2 separate regions of the Homo sapiens genome follow, and region 2 is linked to region 1. A link is a loop called in an ENCODE intact Hi-C map of the cell type or tissue named here. Cell type or tissue: CD4-positive, alpha-beta T cell. All regions are shown on one strand. Links, peaks and the distances in the headings refer to the core of each region. The heading gives the core; the rest is flanking DNA.

Evidence for each region. A loop is a pair of places that touch in the nucleus more often than their neighbours do. Peaks named below come from ENCODE experiments on the same cell type or tissue, not always from the same donor. Only the 100,000 strongest peaks of a DNase experiment are listed, where the experiment ranks them.
Region 2: a loop joins it to region 1, with 4 times the contacts of the local background. A loop is called at or near these places in 10 of 110 quality-filtered maps.

Annotation. Positions count from the first base shown.
Region 1 is chr3:184,539,895-184,548,215 of GRCh38, forward strand. All of the region lies in intron 6 of LINC01839 (long intergenic non-protein coding RNA 1839), which reads left to right. It overlaps LINC01840 (long intergenic non-protein coding RNA 1840), which reads right to left. Exons shown (of 2, transcript NR_046593.1): 2 at 6,820-7,283. Among named protein-coding and RNA genes, the nearest start is that of LINC01840, 13 kb to the right of the region's middle. In CD4-positive, alpha-beta T cell, for the core only: CTCF peaks have their summits at 1,393 (motif pointing left), 1,613, 4,235 (motif pointing left) and 4,435; DNase peaks (open chromatin) are centred at 1,377, 4,257 and 6,547; H3K27me3 peaks cover 503 bases.
Region 2 is chr3:184,349,662-184,357,958 of GRCh38, forward strand. It overlaps CLCN2 (chloride voltage-gated channel 2), which reads right to left. Exons shown (of 24, transcript NM_004366.6): 6 at 8,118-8,195; 7 at 7,959-8,037; 8 at 7,701-7,826; 9 at 7,521-7,605; 10 at 7,332-7,433; 11 at 6,033-6,117; 12 at 5,713-5,868; 13 at 5,243-5,312; 14 at 4,887-4,997; 15 at 4,440-4,653; 16 at 4,001-4,134; 17 at 3,589-3,761; 18 at 3,372-3,486; 19 at 3,076-3,149; 3 more. Among named protein-coding and RNA genes, the nearest start is that of CLCN2, 7.8 kb to the right of the region's middle. In CD4-positive, alpha-beta T cell, for the core only: CTCF peaks have their summits at 4,796 (motif pointing right) and 5,014; a DNase peak (open chromatin) is centred at 4,810.

The DNA.
Region 1 (8,321 bases), core at 46-8,045:
CCTACCATAGAGAAGTGCTTCATGGCAGCTGAACCTGAACCTGGCACATCCTGGGACGCCTGTGGCCGCAGGGGAACCGCCTGGCCCAGCAGAGCTCGCTGTTTGATATGAACACGGATCACACAAGACAACTGGTAACAGCAGTGGCCTCCTGGGAGGGGAAAGGCTTACCACGGGCAAGACAGGGAGGGACATTTGTTTTTTTAAATTTTGTACACGATACATCTATTTCTTGGTTCAAAAGTATGTCAACCATTTTCCACCTTGGCCTGCACGCAGTGGGGTGCTGTGAACGTTCAACAAGGGGCTCTGGGGCAGCCTGGTACCAGCAGGCTCCAGCGCCCCCACCGGTTGCACAGGTGTGGTAAGGCCAAAGCTTAAGGACTGATGACTAAGGTTGCTGTTCTCCCTCAGTGGGAGGGAAACCAAGGTCCAGAGAAAGCCGAGGCTCTCTCTTAGGACCAAAAATCCAGCGGTGGCAAAATTGAGTCTGAATCCAAGTCATTTGACTTGGAAGGGCCCGGGTTCAGGTCCAGCCTCTCTGTCCAGCTGTGACCTGAAACAAGTTGGCTAACGTGTCTGAGCCTGTATTTTCTTGAGGATGATAATATCCACTTCTCAAGATTGTTTTGCAGCTTCACTACAAAAAAAAAAAAAAAACAAAAAAACAAAAAAACTACCTGAGGGTGCTTTGAAAACCTTGAAACCCTGGCCAGGCGCGGTGACTCACACCTGTAATCCCAGCACTTTGGGAGGCCGAGGCAGGTGGATCACCTGAGGTCAGGAGTTCGAGACCAGCCTGGCCAACATGGTGAAACCCTGTCTCACTAAAACTACAAAATTAGCTGGGCATGGTGGCAGGCGCCGGTAATCTCAGCTACTTGGGAGGCTGAGGCAGGAGAATTGCTTGAACCAGGGAGGTAGAGGTTGCAGTGAGCCGAGATTGCGCCATTGCACTCCAGCCTGGGCAAAAAGAGCAAAACTCCGTCTAAAAGGAAAGAAAGAAAAAGAAAGAAAGAAAGAAGAAAGAAAGAGAAAGAGAGAGAGAAAGAAAGAAAGAAAGAAGAAAGAGAAAGAAAGAAAGACCTTAAAACTCTAATACAATATAATGGGTTTTTAAATAAAAAAGAAAATAGAAATCACCTTTTCCTCTAGCCCCTCAGTTCAGCATTAGTCAAGCTTTTTAACCTACTCTTGAACGTATCAAGAGCCTTCTTTACTTGGCCCACCCTGGGTAGAACTGGGATTCTCCCCAGTTCCTGAAGTTTCCATGGCTCTACTCTGTAACAAGGAAAAGGGAAACATGCGTCCTCCCTCCGCTGGAGTTTCTCCACAGGTGAGTCCTTTGCTGCCAAAGGTTGTACCTGTTCTGCCACCGCCCCCTGCTGGTGACTCTTACAAGGCGCCCTGTCTTCACTGGCATCCGAGCAGGTTGGAATTTAAGGGAAGTATCTAGATCCACCTAGATGGGGCTTGGTGAGGAGGAATCAAGCTGCTGGGTCTCGAGTAGCCTCCATCTCTGCACCGTGGCCACTGTGCCCATCATGCCGGCAATGGGCTGTCCAATGGCAAAGGAAGGCTGATGGAGGTTGACCAGGTCATTTTGTCTAGTTGGTTGTTCAGTGCCTGTCCGCAGTGGATGCTCTCTGGCAGCTGTGAACATGCGCTACAAAGACCTTCACACTTGGGCCCACTCCCAAATGTCCAGACACATCCTCCAGCCCAGACCTGCTGCTCCTCATCTTCCAGCCTTTTTCCTTCAGGTCCCAGCCTCCAACCACTCAGCTGAGCCATCAGCCACTACCCATGAGTTGTACATATCTTAACTTTGGGACCCTTCTCTTTCCACACAAAGGGGATGATTAGCTGCACCATCTGAAACTCCGCCTATTTATTGGAGGATTTTCTCCAATAATTTTGGAGAAATAGTTTCCAAAATTATTGGAAAATTATTCCAAAATAATTCCAAAACTATTGGAAAATTCCAAAATGATTTCCAATAATTTTTTCCAATCCACCCCTGAGTGAGGCTGCCATCATTTTTAGTTTGCACATACATGTGGAGCTGACCCATCTGTACCCCAAGTTCAGGCTTTTCCTCCCCGCTTTGGCTGGTTGGACAGGAACCCATAGAATCATGGGCATGAGCTGGGGTGGGGGCCCTGCGGCTTGCTGTCCACTCACTTCAATCCTGGAGGACGCACCTCCATCTTACAACGGGCTGCTGCTGAGCCTGCTTGGCCTTACAGCTTGGGAGGACGACGAGACCCAGCTCACAATGGGACCGACGAGACCCAGCTCACAATGGGCAGTTCTGGTTGCACAGTCACTTGGTCCTCCGTGGCAGTTTCTTATTTTATTTAATTTATTTTTTGGCATGTAGTCCTCGCTGCAGCTGGCATGGCCTTGCTAGAGATCTCAGAGGGCTCGCTGTGAGTCTCCCACCCGAGCCTGCACAATCGCCACAGGCGTCTTTCCCCGCCATTGATCTTTCAGCACCATAATATCTGCTGGGCCAGAGGTTTCAGGCGACAGGCTGCATCTGTAGATGACACAAGGCTACCTGGAGTCATTAGGGTAGGGCAGCCTGAGCAGGGGCTGCCACTTCCTTCTCAGGGGAAGCTCTTGTGAATGCAAATGGGGCATGTTAAGTCCTGGAAGGAGAGAAAGAGAGAGAGAGGGAGAGAGACAGAGGTGGGGGGGGGGGGGGCGGGGAGAGAGAGAGAGACAGACGAGAGAGACAGACAGACAGGGCAAGGGGAGAGAGAGAGAGGTAGAAAGAGAGAGAAACAGATGGGAGAAGGGGGGAGGGGGGAGAGAGAGAGACAGAGAGGGGAGAGAGAGAAGGGAAGGAAGGAAGGAAAGAAGGAAGGAAGGAAGGGAAGGAGGGAGGGAGGGAAAGAAAGGGAGAAGAGAAAGAAAGGGGAGGAAGAAAGAAAATGAAGTTGCTCTTTGTTAGATGCTCTTGTGTCGTTTAGGGTCTTTTTCTGTATACATTGCCCCAACTAACTGTGAGTTCCTTCGGGGCAGAGTTAGAATCCCAGCTCCTCCACCTACTAGCTATGTGATCCTGGGCAAGCCACTTCACTTCTCTGAGCCTTGGTGTCCTCCTCTGTAAAATGGGGATAATTTTTTTTTTTTTTTTTTTTTTTTTGGAGATGGAGTCTCACTCTGTCACCCAGGCTGGAGTGTAGTGATGTGATCTCAGCTCACTGTAACCTCCGCCTCCCAGGTTCAAGCGATTCTCCTGCCTCAGCCTCCCAAGAAACTGCAATTACAGGCGCGCACCACCACACCTGGCTAATTTTTGTATTTTTGGTAGAAACGGGGTTTCACCACGTTGGTCAGGCTGGTCTTGAACTCCTGACCTCGTGATCTGCCCACCTTGGCCTCCCAAAGTGCTGGTATTACAGGCATGAGCCACCATGCCCAGCCCCAAATGGGGATAATATTTTAGCCCACAGCACAGTGGTCTGTGAGCATTAAGAGAAGGAAAGCACCCCTCCCCACCAGCACAGTGTCTGCACCCAATCAGCACTCCTTAAACGCTGGCTAGCATTCTCCTCCCCTGTGACCCTCTGGCAAAAGATTCCCCACCCCAACCTCAGCGCCCAGCAAATCTGTGCTAATGTGCGAGTGGGTATCGATGAGTTCATATAACCCTTGGGTAGCATGTGGTTAACATGTGTGCGTTTTAATAGGGCTATTTTACAGCAACTCTAATGATGTGTGGATTGTCTGGGGGCCATGGGGGTTGTTTTCTCAAGCTATAAACTCACCGATGCTCTGCTCCACATTCTCCTCAGAGTCTCTACCCTACCTCCTCTGTGGCCCAGGGTCTGCCCACAGCTGGCCCCTCACAGGTGCCCAGGGCTGCAGGGTGTGTGTATGTGGCTTGTGTGGTGTGTGTATGTGTGTGTGTGTGTGTTGTTTGTGTGGTGTGAGTGTGGGTGTTGCTCATATGTGTGTTGTCTACTTGGTGTATGTATGTGTTGTGTGGTTGTACGTATGCGTGTGTCCTATAATTAAAGTCCCCAGAAGCAGGGCACCCTGCCTGGGTGCCACCTTCTCACCCCTCTCCAGGGGCTCTGAGCACCCCCCCACCCCCGCGACGTGGCAGTGGGCAGCACCTGTGCCCTGATCTTTGCATCTCAGCCTCTCGCCCAGGGCTTTGTGCTAACGGGTGCTCAATACGGTAGTGCTTTGCTAATTGGGAAAAAGCGGTCGCGGGATGTTCTTTCCAGGGCAGTGCTGCAGTGCCCTCTGGTGGATTTTCTCTGAACTTCTCTAGGTTTGAGGTTCCGCTTGTCCTTGACAGGTAAGCCGGCCCTGAGAATCCAACCGCCTGGCCTTCTTCGCTTTTGGTCAGCCCTCCGCCTTGCAGAGAGTGGGGCTCAGTGGGAGCTGAGGCTGTGTGAGGGTGAGGCTGGGGTCAGGCTGGGGAGGAGACTGATGTTGGGAGTCCGGAGGTACAGTTATTCCTGTACCTCTAGCAATAAGAACTGTGAGGTGGAAATGCCCATTTCAGTGATGGTGGAGAGAAACCAATGGAACCTGAATATAGGCAGCGACCCCTTAGGAAGCATCTCCTCCTCCTCTTCCTCCTCCCCCTCCTCCTCCTCCTCCCCCTCCTCCTCCTCCCCCTCCTCCCCCTCCTCCTCCTCCTTCTCCCCCTCCTACTCCTCCCCCTCCTACTCCTCCTCCTCCCCCTCCTACTCCTCCTCCCCTCCTCCTCCTTCTCCCCCTCCTCCTCCTCCCCCTCCTACTCCTCCTCCTCCCCCTCCTCCTCCTTCTCCTCCTCCTTCTCCCCCTCCTGCTCCTCCCCCTCCTACTCCTCTTCCTCCTACTCCTCCTGTTCCCCCCTCCTCCCTCTCCTCCTCCTCCCCCCTCCTCCTCCTCTCCCCTTCCTCCTCCTCCTCTGCTTCTCTTCCTCCTCCCCCTCCTCCTCCTCTCCCCTTCCTCCTCCTCCTCTGCTTTCTCTTCTTTTCAGGCAGAAATGCCTCCACAGATTCCCTTATTATCCATGTAGAAAGGGAAGAAAGACATGAATGCTTGTATGTCAGATATGTTACAAGTAACTTGTTTAAAAGGGGAAAAGAAAATAGGGGAAGAGATAAGAAACAAGACAATAAATCTAGAAAATCAGGAATGAGAATAAAGATAACAACCAGAAAAGCAACAACAACGCAGAGATAGAAATCAAAACAAAAGCGATCTCAGTAATCATGAATAGATTAAATTATCCATCCTCTGCATACGAAAATACGAATATTTTAAATTTAGCTATTTCTTGTTAATAAAGATGACACATAAGGCCAAGATTCTCTTATACTAGGCAAATACTAGCATATGCACATCCAATCCATCAGCAAGTCTTGCTGGCTCTGTACCCAAAACACATCCCAAATCCATCTTCCCTGCTAGCACCACTGCCCAAGCTACCATCATCTCTTGTTTGAATGATTCCAGGAGCTTCCCAACCCATCGGCTGGGTTCTCCTGTTACTCCCCTGTAATCCAGATTCCACACAGTAACACAGTGGGTTTCTTTTCTTTTCTTTTTCCTTTTTTGAGACAGAGTCTTGCTCTTGTTGCCCAGGCTGAAGTGCAATGGTGCAATCTCAGCTCACTGCAACCCCCGCCTCCTGGGTTCAAGCGATTCTCCTGCCTCAGCCTCCCAAGTAGCTGGGATTACAGGTGCCCGCCACCACACCCAGATAATTTTTTGTATTTAGTAGAGACGGTGTTTCACCATGTTGGCCAAGCTGGTCTCGAACACCTGACCTCAGGTGATCCACCCGCCTCAGCCTCTCAAAGTGCTGGGATTACAGGTAGGAGCCACCGCACCTGGCCCACAGTGTTCTTTTGAAATCAGAAATCAAATCACGTTGCCATCCCTGCCCCCTGGTTTAATGATACTTCATGTGGCCCCCATTTCACTTGACATAAAATCCAAAGTCCTTTCTGCAGCCTATGCAACCCTATGAGTGGGATGAAGGAATGATGCCACTCCAGAGGGCAGAACCAGGGCCAAATGACAGGAGTTGCAGAGCATGAACCTTGACCCAAGAAAGGAGGAATTTTCTAGTCATCAGAGCTGTCCAAGCTGACTTCGCGATGTGGAATAAGGTCCCCACTACAGAGAGGATGGAGCTGCAGCTGAGGGGATTTCTGCACAGGGTTGGCTGGAGGCTGAAGTAGATTTCCCTGTTGCTTTCCTGTAGGAGACTCTGTGCCTCTAGGAATAAGAACTGTGAGGTGGAAATGCTCACTTTGGTGATGGTGGAGAGAAACAAATAGAATCTGAACATAGGCAGTAGTCCCTTAGGAAGCATCAGCTTCTGCTTCTTCTTGATTACTTCTTCCAGTGGGGAGCTCAATACATGGTGGGCAGCCCTTCCTTTCGGTCAACACTTCATGTATTGGGCAGGCCAAGTCTGTCTGCCTCCCCGAAACTTCCTCATCTCAGTCTCAGTTCCTCTCTCTTGCAGAGTTCTAAGCACTCTTCCAAAAGTGTGCCAGAGATTGTGCTGCATGTTGGGGACATAAAGATGAAAAACGTGAACTCTGCTGTCAGGAAGTTCACAGACTAGAGGGAGCTGGCTCATTCATAGCAGGAGCGCCACGAGGACAACGGGGTATTGCAAAGGGCAGAGCATGCAGGAACTGGAGTGTAGGAGAGCTCAGCCCTGGCTGGGCATCAGCATTACCCAGGGAGGTCTGAAAACTCCCACACCCACGGGGTCAGAGTATCCAGAGATTGTGAGGGCAGGGCCCAGGCTTTGGGGTTTCTTTTTTCTTTGTTTTTTGTTGTTGTTGTTGTTTGTTTGTTTGTTTTTTGTTTTGAGACAGAGTCTCGCTCTGTTCCCCAGGCTGGAGTGCAGTGGCACAATCTCGGCTCACAGCAAGCTCCGTCCGCCTCCTGGGTTCACGCCATTCTCCTGCCTCAGCCTCCTGAGTAGCTGAGACTACAGGCGCCCGCCACCACGCCTGGCTAATTTTTTGTATTTTTAGTAGAGACGGGTTTCACCGTGTTAGCCAGCATGGTCTCGATCTCCTGACCTCGTGATCTGCCTGCCTTGGCCTCCCAAAGTGCTGGGATTACAGGCGTGAGCCACCGCGCCCGGCGGCTTTGGTGTTTCTTAAAGATTCCCAGGTAGTTAGGTGACTACAGTCATGGGCCCCTGGCTTAGTTGGGAAGTGCTTCATCTCTGAGACACCAGGATTCGAATCCCCAGTTTTGCCGCTTAACAGCTTGGTGGCCATGGATCTGCCTCTCTAGTCCTGTGAATGAGCAGGAGAAAAAAGAAGGAGGGAGTGAGAGAAAGGGAAACAAGGAGAAATAGTTTGAGCAGTGCACCTGGCCATAAAACACCAGGGCGGGGCTGGGGGTGTCTTTGCAAATGGTCACGTCACACCAGGCCTAGCTGCACCCCAGTACACCAGGCCACCAGTACAGCTGTGGCACCCGCTCAGTCGTCTTCCTTTGCGGAGCACCTGCTGTCAGGGTTTATTGCAGAAGGAGCCAAGATCACACCTTTATGTAGGCAACAAAATAAATCCTTACAAAACATGAAAGGATTTTTACAGCCACCCTATGAAATGGGAACTGAGTACCCCCATTACAGAGAAGGAAACGGTTACATAGTCTATCTAAGGCCATGTGAAATGAAGGACTGGACTGGAACTAGAATGCAGACCTAGCTCATACAAAAGCCTGGAATGAGTCTTGCATATCCACTGCCCAAGTGAAAAAGGAAACTATTGGCCGGGCACTGTGGCTCATGCCTGTAATCCCAGCACTCTGGGAGGCCAAGGTGGGCGGATCACCTGAGGTCAGGAGTTCAAGACCAGCCGGCCATGATGAAACCCTGTCTCTACTAAAAATACAAAAAATTAGCTAGGCGTGGTGGTGCATGCCTGTAATCCCAGCTACTGGGGAGGCTGAGGCAAGAGAATCGCTTGAACCTGGGAGGTGAAGGTTGCAGTGAGCCGAGATTGCGCCATTGCACTCCAGCCTGGGCAACAAGAACAAAACTCCATCTCAAAAAAAAAAAAAAAGAAAAAAGGAAAAGGAAATTATTAGAGTATAGCTGTCTGTATTCCCCCCTGATCCTCTTCACCTCTCTCCCCTCCAACCACTGTCCTGAATTTGTGTTGATCATTTTCATCTATGTCTATATACCTTTGCCATACATGCAAGATTCCATACCCAGTACGTTGCATCTGATGGCATGTTTTTCAGCCTTGTAGAGACAGCATCATGGGAAAGAAATCCTCCTCCTGCATCTTGTTTTTGTCTCTTAAAATTGTCTGTGACGT
Region 2 (8,297 bases), core at 1-8,000, 190 kb before region 1:
GGCCCTATTGTAAGTGCTTCACATGTTTCAAGTCCTTTAATTCTTAGAAAACCCAGTGAGGTGTGATCCCCATTTTACAGATCGGGAAAGTGAAGCACAGAGAGGCTAAGAAACTTACCAAGGTACACAGCAAGCCAGCATGTGGCAGAGTAAGGATTTGGGTTCAGTTGGTCTGGCCCTAGCTGTGGCCGCCACTCTGGCCTTTACCATTGCTTCTCCGTGGGTGGCCTCTGAATGAATTACTTATTAGCCGGCACAGCGATCTCCAGTTGCACGGGTTCCTAAGTAGTCTCCAGTGTTTTCTCTCTCTTATCTGAATGTTCCCCTCCTGAACTTAATTGGGCGACTACCTATTGATTCCTCAGGCCTGTAAGGACATTTTGAATTCTAATCTTTTATGTTCTTATCACTTCTAGTTCTTTGTACTTTTGTTAGTTGGTTCCTCAAAGACTTCTTCTCTTCTGATTTTTAAGTTTGTAACAAATATCTACTTTGTTCTTTTTCATTTAATTCAATTAGACATCATGGAACCCATTGGAGGGCCCATACTTCTTGGGCCTGGGAACAGTGAACTGACATGGAGAGGGACAACATGGCCTTCTGAAAGAATCCTGGGAGCAGGGCCAGGAAATCTGGGCTCTGGGCCTGACTCTGCTGTGCTGACTCAGGCACGTGACCTCCTCGCTGCATGCCTCAGTTTCCCTGTGTATTAATATGGTTAAGGCCACAGGCTTTTGAGTCAGACCATCCTAGATTCCAGGCCCAGTTCTGCTACTTATTATTATTTTTTTGAGATGGAGTTTCGCTTTTGTCACCCATGCTGGAGTGCAGTGTCATGATCTCGGCTCACTGCAACGTCCACCTCCCATGTTCAAGCAATTCTCCTGCCTCAGCCTCCCATGTAGCTGGGATTACAGGTGCCTGCCACCACGCCTGGCTAATTTTTTGTATTTTTAGTAGAGATGGAGTTTCACCATGTTGGCCAGGCTGGTCTCGAACTGCTGACCTCAAGTGATCCACCTGCTGCAGCCTCCCAAAGTGCTGGGATTACAGGTGTAAGCCACTGCGCCAGTTCTGCTACTTATTAGCTGTGTGTCCTTGTGCAACTTGCTCAACCTCTCTGAATCTCAGTTTTCTTATCTATAAAAACTGGAGGATCGCAATATCTAAGTGCGTGCTTGTGATGATTAAACAGTTGAAGAGCTTAGCACAGTGTCTCGCACATAGCAAGCACTCGAAAAATGTCAGCATGATCATCATCATGGATGTTTGAGGAGTAAGATCATTGTGGAAAGGCCTCAGAGGTTTTGGGAAGAAGGGCTTTAGATAAAAGCCCTCTCAGGCCTATTACCTTTTTTCTTGCAACTGCACTGCAGTTTGCCACTCATCCAAGGACTTCTAAGTTCCTTTATTTTTGCCTTTTTGTTTCTCTTTTGTCCCCTATGCTTCCTGCCTCAGTCTCCGCTTGTCCATGCTATACTGGCTCTTAGGCAGAGCTTGTGTGTAAGCTGAATGCCCAAGCTGCAGGTTTTGGGTACATCTACCTGCTGCTTATCCCCTCCCCCAAACCCCCCAACGCTTCAAGGCTTGTACATTATGCCTGTCAAAAGTTTAGCTAAAACACCCCTTGGCTTCTGCTGGTCCCAGGAGCCATTTTACCAATGCAGGCTGCCCCCCTTAGGAGTCCTGGACGCAGAGAGCTCCTGGCCTCCTCTGGGGTCTGCCTCGCCCACCCCAGGCAGTCTGCTCAGTTCCTCGCCGCATTTCTGCAGGCTGCTTTGCAGTTCTGCTGAGCCATCTTCCCGCGTCCGTACCAGTTTTCCTTCGGCCCACATTAAGGCAGACTTTCTGGGGTCTGGCATTCCAAGCCCCCCACTGGGTGTTTCTCATCTTTGTTTATCTCTACTCTGCAGTCTCCCCACCCCTACTTGGATGTTTGTTGGCTTGTTTATTGCATTTTCTTATCCTGCCTGTTTCTCACCCGTTTTTTTCCGCATGGGCGTATCAACCTTGCTGGGCTGTGGTGGCCTCCCGCCTAGCTCTGACCCTGGCCTGGCCTTCTGGCTTCCACCCAGCTCAATCCCTGTCTTTGTTGCTTCGTTGGTCCAGAGTTCCCTCGAGGGCAAGGCTGAGCAGAGGAAAAACGATGCCTGGCTCCACCACAGAGCAGGAGGAGGCTGCTCCCACCTCCCATCATCCAAGCAGTATGTCTAAAAAACATCTCCGCACTGAGCCAACTCCCTTCTCCTCCCTCCTTCCCCACTGGCCTGAGTCCAAACTTGTAGGGGGACCAAGATCCCCACTGTGTCCTGAGAGCCTAGACCAGCCCTGGGCCAGGCTGCTGGCCCTACCTTGTGCAAAGAGGTCCGCTCCACCAGCTGGAAGGGAGCAGGATCAATTTTGCAGTCACTGAAGTTGACAGGTTCATCTAGTTGCTGCTCCTCCCACTCCAGAATCTGAGGGGAAGAGACTATGAGGTTTAGGGAGAAGGTGCCTGTAGCTGACCTCACCTCCCTGAAAGCTGGCCTGCCCTTTTTCCAACCCCGTGGTCCCTCCCATGGGGACAGCAGCCAACATGATGATTGAACACAACCAGGAAGAAACAGGGTCCAGAGTCCAGTGGCACCTTACCTCTTCAGGGCTCATCTCGCCTTCCAGGTCCGCGTCACTCTAGTAGAGAGGGAGGGAGGCTGGCAGCTAGGGGCTCTGGAGTTTATCCAGCCTAGACCCTGCCCTCCCTGCCCGGTGCCGCCGAGATGCTAGAAGAGCAGGCATACTTACTGCCAGGGAGATTCGGACACGCTTCAGCTTGCGCTTCTCACAGGATTCCAACTTCTTCAGTTTTGTTAGAGCCAAACCAGAAAGATGAGGAGTTGAGGTTATAGGGAGAGGGGAGGTGAGGGGAAGTGGTGGAGCCCAGGGGAAAGGGCACGCCACAGGACCTGAGCTGACAGCAGGGAGGGCCGAAGGGCAGGGAGAATAGAGGCAGGCACTGCAGGGTTAATGACGTGGTCTCAGCATTGGAGAGGGAGCTGGGGAAAAAGCAAGCTAGGAGGACAGGCTCCAGCCACTCACCTCCGAAGCAGCCTCAGGGGGTGGACTGCCACAGAAGAGGCTCCGGAGGGCGATGCCTGCCGACTCTGCGCTCCCTGTGTTCCCAAACATAAGGCCCCAGGGGGCAATGTCATCTTTTGGGGAGAGGACCAGGAAAGGTAAGGAAGACACAGGGAGAGGTATCCCAGTTCCAGCCCTGGCCCATGTGGGCAGCCTCTTCCAGCTGGGATGTACCCCAGCAACAGGGCTGGGCAGGGACTCTAATGGATCTCAGTAGCTTGGCTGAGGCTCTGTGGACACAGGAGACATGGGCTTACCTGTGGGACTCTCTCCGAGGTTCCTGGTGACACTGGGCCCCCTCTTGAGTGCAGGCTTTAGGGGCTTGTGGGTCTCCCCCCGGGCTGCTGGGAAGGCTGAGTCTTCTGTGTTCACCTGCATAGGCAGGAAGGGGCTGGTGAGGCCACGGCCCCAGACCACCCTCCCAATCAGTCTACACAATGACATTTAGGAAGCGTTTGTGGCTTTTCCCCTCACCTGGAAGCAGACAGAAGCCTCAGGGGTAGGGGGACCCTCCTGATCAGATAGTGGAGAGGTCTGGGTGGCTCTGCGCTCCTGCATGTGCTGCCGCCGGCGGGCTGGGCTCAGCTGGGCCCCCAACAATGCCACCACCTGTGAACGCTCGATGGAGCCCAGCAGAATCATGGACTCTGGACAGAACAGGTGGAAGGACTCAGGAGCTGAGAGGGAGCCCTCCAGCCCCGTCCTTCTCTCACACTCAGAGTGGGGGGCCTTGCATGCAGGCCACACACCAGAGGGAAGCCCCCACCTGGCAAGTGCTGGTCCATTCCCTTTGGAACCAAGGAGACTGGTCCTGAGCTCCCTGCCCCTTCCCGAAGCTTCGACCCTGGGCAATGCCCCTAGCACCTGGGACCCCTCCTGGCCTCACCAGGGGACTCCACTAGGGCCAGCATTCGGCCCTTGGTCCTGTGCAGTGCCAAACGCAGGTCCCGGAAGGTGCAGCTGAGGGCCACATGGGGAACATCCCGCACCATGATGTCCTCCACACGCACCCGGTACTGCCTGGGGGCCGAGAGAGGCGCTTGGTTTGTGGTCAGCATGGGGAGAGGTGCCCAGAGCATTGCCATCCCAGGGCCACAAGGAGGGCTCCAGAGCCCATCCATGGGGACGGGAGCTAAGGACCAAGGGGTGCTCCCACCCTTCTTTCTGAACAGCAGGGGCCAGCTACAGCCCCTCCAGAGTGTGGACGAAGGTGGCTCATCTCCCAGCTTCGTAGGCTCCAGGACCTTGCTAGAGGTGGCTGTAGGGGGATCTAGGATGCCCTCTGCCCTTCACCCACAGCCCCCTTGGCACCCAGCCCTCCGTACTGGTGGCGGCCCCAGCCGAGCTCAGGCAGGTAGGGCAGTTTCTTGATTCGGATGATGCTGTCATAGAGGGAGGGCTGCAGACTCTGGGCGACAGCGTTGGCCAGGATGACGGCGATCATGACAGGCAGGATGTGGGCAATCTGGCCTGTGAGCTCGAACACGATCACAGCCGTGGACACTGTGTGTGTCACCGCTCCTGCCAGCGCAGCTGCCCCTGGGGACAGTCACACTCAGTCTCCTCAGGGTGCCCAGGTCCCAGAAGACCCTCCACAACCAGGGCAGGTCCTGAGTGGGTCCCTCAGGGCTGCCCAATACAGTCCTGGGATTGGACCTGTGCATCTGAGGGAAGCCTGGTTTCTGCCAGCAGGGGGCACCAGAGTCTCGGACCCTGTGGCTGGGGCGTGGGTGGGGGGGTCTCCCAAGGCCGATGGGACCTGAGGCACTCACCGACCACAGCGTAGCCCCCAGGCACAATCCGGTAGGTGCTGCTGTCCGTATGAATTCCATCTGGGAACCAGGCAGCCATGCTTTCACCCACCAGACGCCCAAATGCTGCTCCTTCAGGGAGGGGGGTGGGAAGAGAAAGAGGCAGTGGAGGGGGAGGGCAGGGGGCACTAGGAAGAGAGAGGGTCAGAGGGTGAGGGAGGGGCCAACGGGTCATTCAGTGTAGGGCACAGCCCTGTGGGGTCAGGGTTCGGGCTAGGGCTGGACCAAAAACCCGCTCTTGGGCAGAGGGTTGGCTGGGGGGGTGGCCAGAGGCTGAGGAAGGTGCAGGCTGGGTGAGCAGGCAGCTGAGAACTCACCAATGACAAAGACAGGCATGAAGGCCCCACAGGGAACTGGGATGGTGGTGGCCAGTGCAGACATCCAGAACTGCAGGCAGGGGGTGGTTCAAAGGCGAAGAGGCTCCACCTGGCCCCAGGCAGCCCACAGCGCCACCCAGGAGAAGTCTACCTCGCTGATCAGGTGGGCGTAACCCTCCCAGCCACCCCGTAACCCTCCTAGCTACCCTGGGACCCCCAGGCCTCCCAGGTGATGGCAAGGGGAAGGACTCTGGAAGCAGATGGCTTGGGTTCAGATCATCGCTCTGCCCTCTAGCTGTGTGACTTTGGGCCAGCTACTTGTGTTTCGACTCCCCCATCTTTCAAACGGGGGTGATAATAGTGCCTTTCCCATGGCACTGTGGAGAGGCTTCGAGGAGTGAGCACTGCGTGGCAGGTGCTTAGAAGGGCAAGCTATGTAAAGGTTAGCAGTGTACACGTGAGGAGCCCACCTTCATGAGAATGAAGATGACCAGGGTGAGGAAGACGTTGGCACGTGGTGGGTTCCAGGCCTGTGAGGTGCTGGGTGGTTCTAGCTCCTCCACCAGGCCCTGGCGGACCCACGTCCGATTGTCAAACAGGGTGACCAGCGTCTCTTTCTGTGAGAGCTAGAGTGAACAGGGTGCCTCAGGCTGGGAAACCGACAGGATGAAGGGAAGAGGCCATGGGATCCCACGGGGAACAAGGGGTCCCACAGTCACACTGGGGCTGTTGGCTTTGGAGGAATGCCTTCCAAGGGAAAGCACAAAACTCCTGTTCTGCCTGTGGTTACCTGTCCAGCCATGAACTGTCCAAAGCCAGGGGGGAAGGTCAGCGTGGAGATGAGCAGGGTCACCAGAGCCGGGAAGAGCAGGCGTCTAGAGTCGTAGGTTTCACATCAGTCGTGGGTGGCCAAGGGCTGGGTGGCCTCGCATATCTCAGGGCTGAGGTCAGAGCAGAGCCTTGGCTCTTTCATGAAAACACTCAGTCCTGACAGAAGGTCTCCTTTGCTGTTTATGATACGATAGCCCCAAGGCTGATGGTGGACTGGGGTTATTCTAAGAGCAGGGGTCTGACCCAAAGACCTTTCTGTCAGCCCCTGACTCTGTAGGTGGGTAGCAGCAGCAGAAAGTCCATCCTCCAAGCCCTCCCTTGGGGCCCTCCGAGTTGTTATTCCACCCTCCACCCTCAGAAGCCCATCAGGGCATATTGTGTGATGGGGTGGAGAAGTTTCTGCCTCTCTTTGTCTCTCTGCAGTGACTTAGAGTGAAGGTCAATGTTGGGGGAAGCTGGGGTCACTTGTAAAGTTGACCAGAGGTGCGTAGGGAGCAGGTTCAGCTGGCTGCCCTCTCTCTGAAGGATGTCAGTCCCAAGGGAAGTCATGTCTCGCCCTCCCCACTCCCAATCCTCAGGGTCACACTGAGAGAGCTGTGTTCTGGAGATTAAAAAAAAAAAAATCTCGGCCGGGCACAGTGGCTCACGCCTGTAATCCCAGCACTTTGGGAGGCCAAGGTGGGCAGACCTGAGGTCGGGAGTTCGAGACCAGCCTGACCAACGTGGCGAAACTGTCTCTACTAAAAAATACAAAATTAGCCGGGCGTGGTGGTGCATGCCTGTAATCCCAGCTACTTGGGAGGCTGAGGCAGGAGAATCGCTTGAACCCAGGAGGCGGAGGTTGCGGTGAGCCGAGATCGCACCATTGCACTCCAGCCTGGACAACAAGAGTGAAACTCCGTCTCAAAAAAAAAAAAAAAAAAGAGATCTCATCTATCCCCATGGGTCATGGGGGGAACCTGAGGCTCAAACACTCTCCAGGGAGCATTCCTATATGGGCCAGCCCAGAGGACCTGAGGAGGCCTTAGTCTTTGATTCCCAAATGTCCTCTACCGCTGACTATAAACTTAAAAATGCCAATTTTCAGGTAATTCATATGAATATAAAAATGCTCAGTCAGCCTGGAAAACACTGCTGGCTGATTTCTCAGTGAAGTGCCTGTTTTGACTGGGCCATTCTCTCCCCATCACTGTCCCCTGACCTACTGTGGCCCTTATACAACTCAAAGCAGCCTGGAGAGGAGCCGAGAGCCACTCACTTCCTCATGAGGAAGCGATTGATGGTTTTCTGCTTCCGCATCACCTGGACAATCTTCCGGTTCAGGTAGACAAAGAGGGCTCCACCGAAGCCACTAGCAATACTGGAAAGGGAAGAGGCACCTGAGTGAAAAGGAGCCTTCTAGAAACCCCCCTCCTCTCTGATACCCCCAGCCCCCTCAGCTCCTCACCCAATGACAGCAAAGGCTGGCAGCTCCTGCAGGTCAAAGGGGAAGTCGAGCCGGAATCGGGTTTTGAAGAGGGCTGTAATAGTCTCTAAAGGGAAGAACAGCAGAGGGAGGCAGGCCTAGCCTCGTGGGCCCCCTACCTGGCACCATCTCGGGCTGCCCTCATCCCCTGGGTGCCCCCACCTTCATCCCGGTTCCAGACTGCCAAGACCCGGAAGATGAAGGCACTGAAGGTGGCAGCGAAGAAGCCCCGCCAGTAGTTCCGCACTGCAAAGAAGGTGGAGGTGACCTCGATGCTGAAGAGGACGCCTGTGAGGGGGAGGGAGACCAGCACTTGAGGCCTGGGCCTGGCCTAAGGCCTCAGACCCAGATAAGAGGGGCCAAGGAGGAGAGGCCAAGGGCAGGGTTGTGGGGCTGGACTGACCTAGGAGCCCTGCCTACCTCCAATAGGTGCCGCGAAGCAGCAGCCCACCCCCACGGCACAGGCGGCAGCCAGCATCTCTGTGTTCCGGGATTCATTCTGGCGAGAGTGGTGGCAAGAGGGGGTCAGCTGTGGGCTCAGCAGCCTCTGCCCCCTACTTGCCCCAGGGTTCCCCTTACCTCATAGATACCCCCAAAGAGGGAGAGGAACTTGCTGAGAAGGGCAGCACACATGCTTGCGATATGCACAAAAGGGCCCTGCGGGGTGGGGCAGGCGGTGAGTCGGGAGGGGGCCCGCCCTGACCTTGGCCTGGCCTCCTCTTCCACCAGGAGGGACTCCTTCATTCCCCAGCCTGCAGT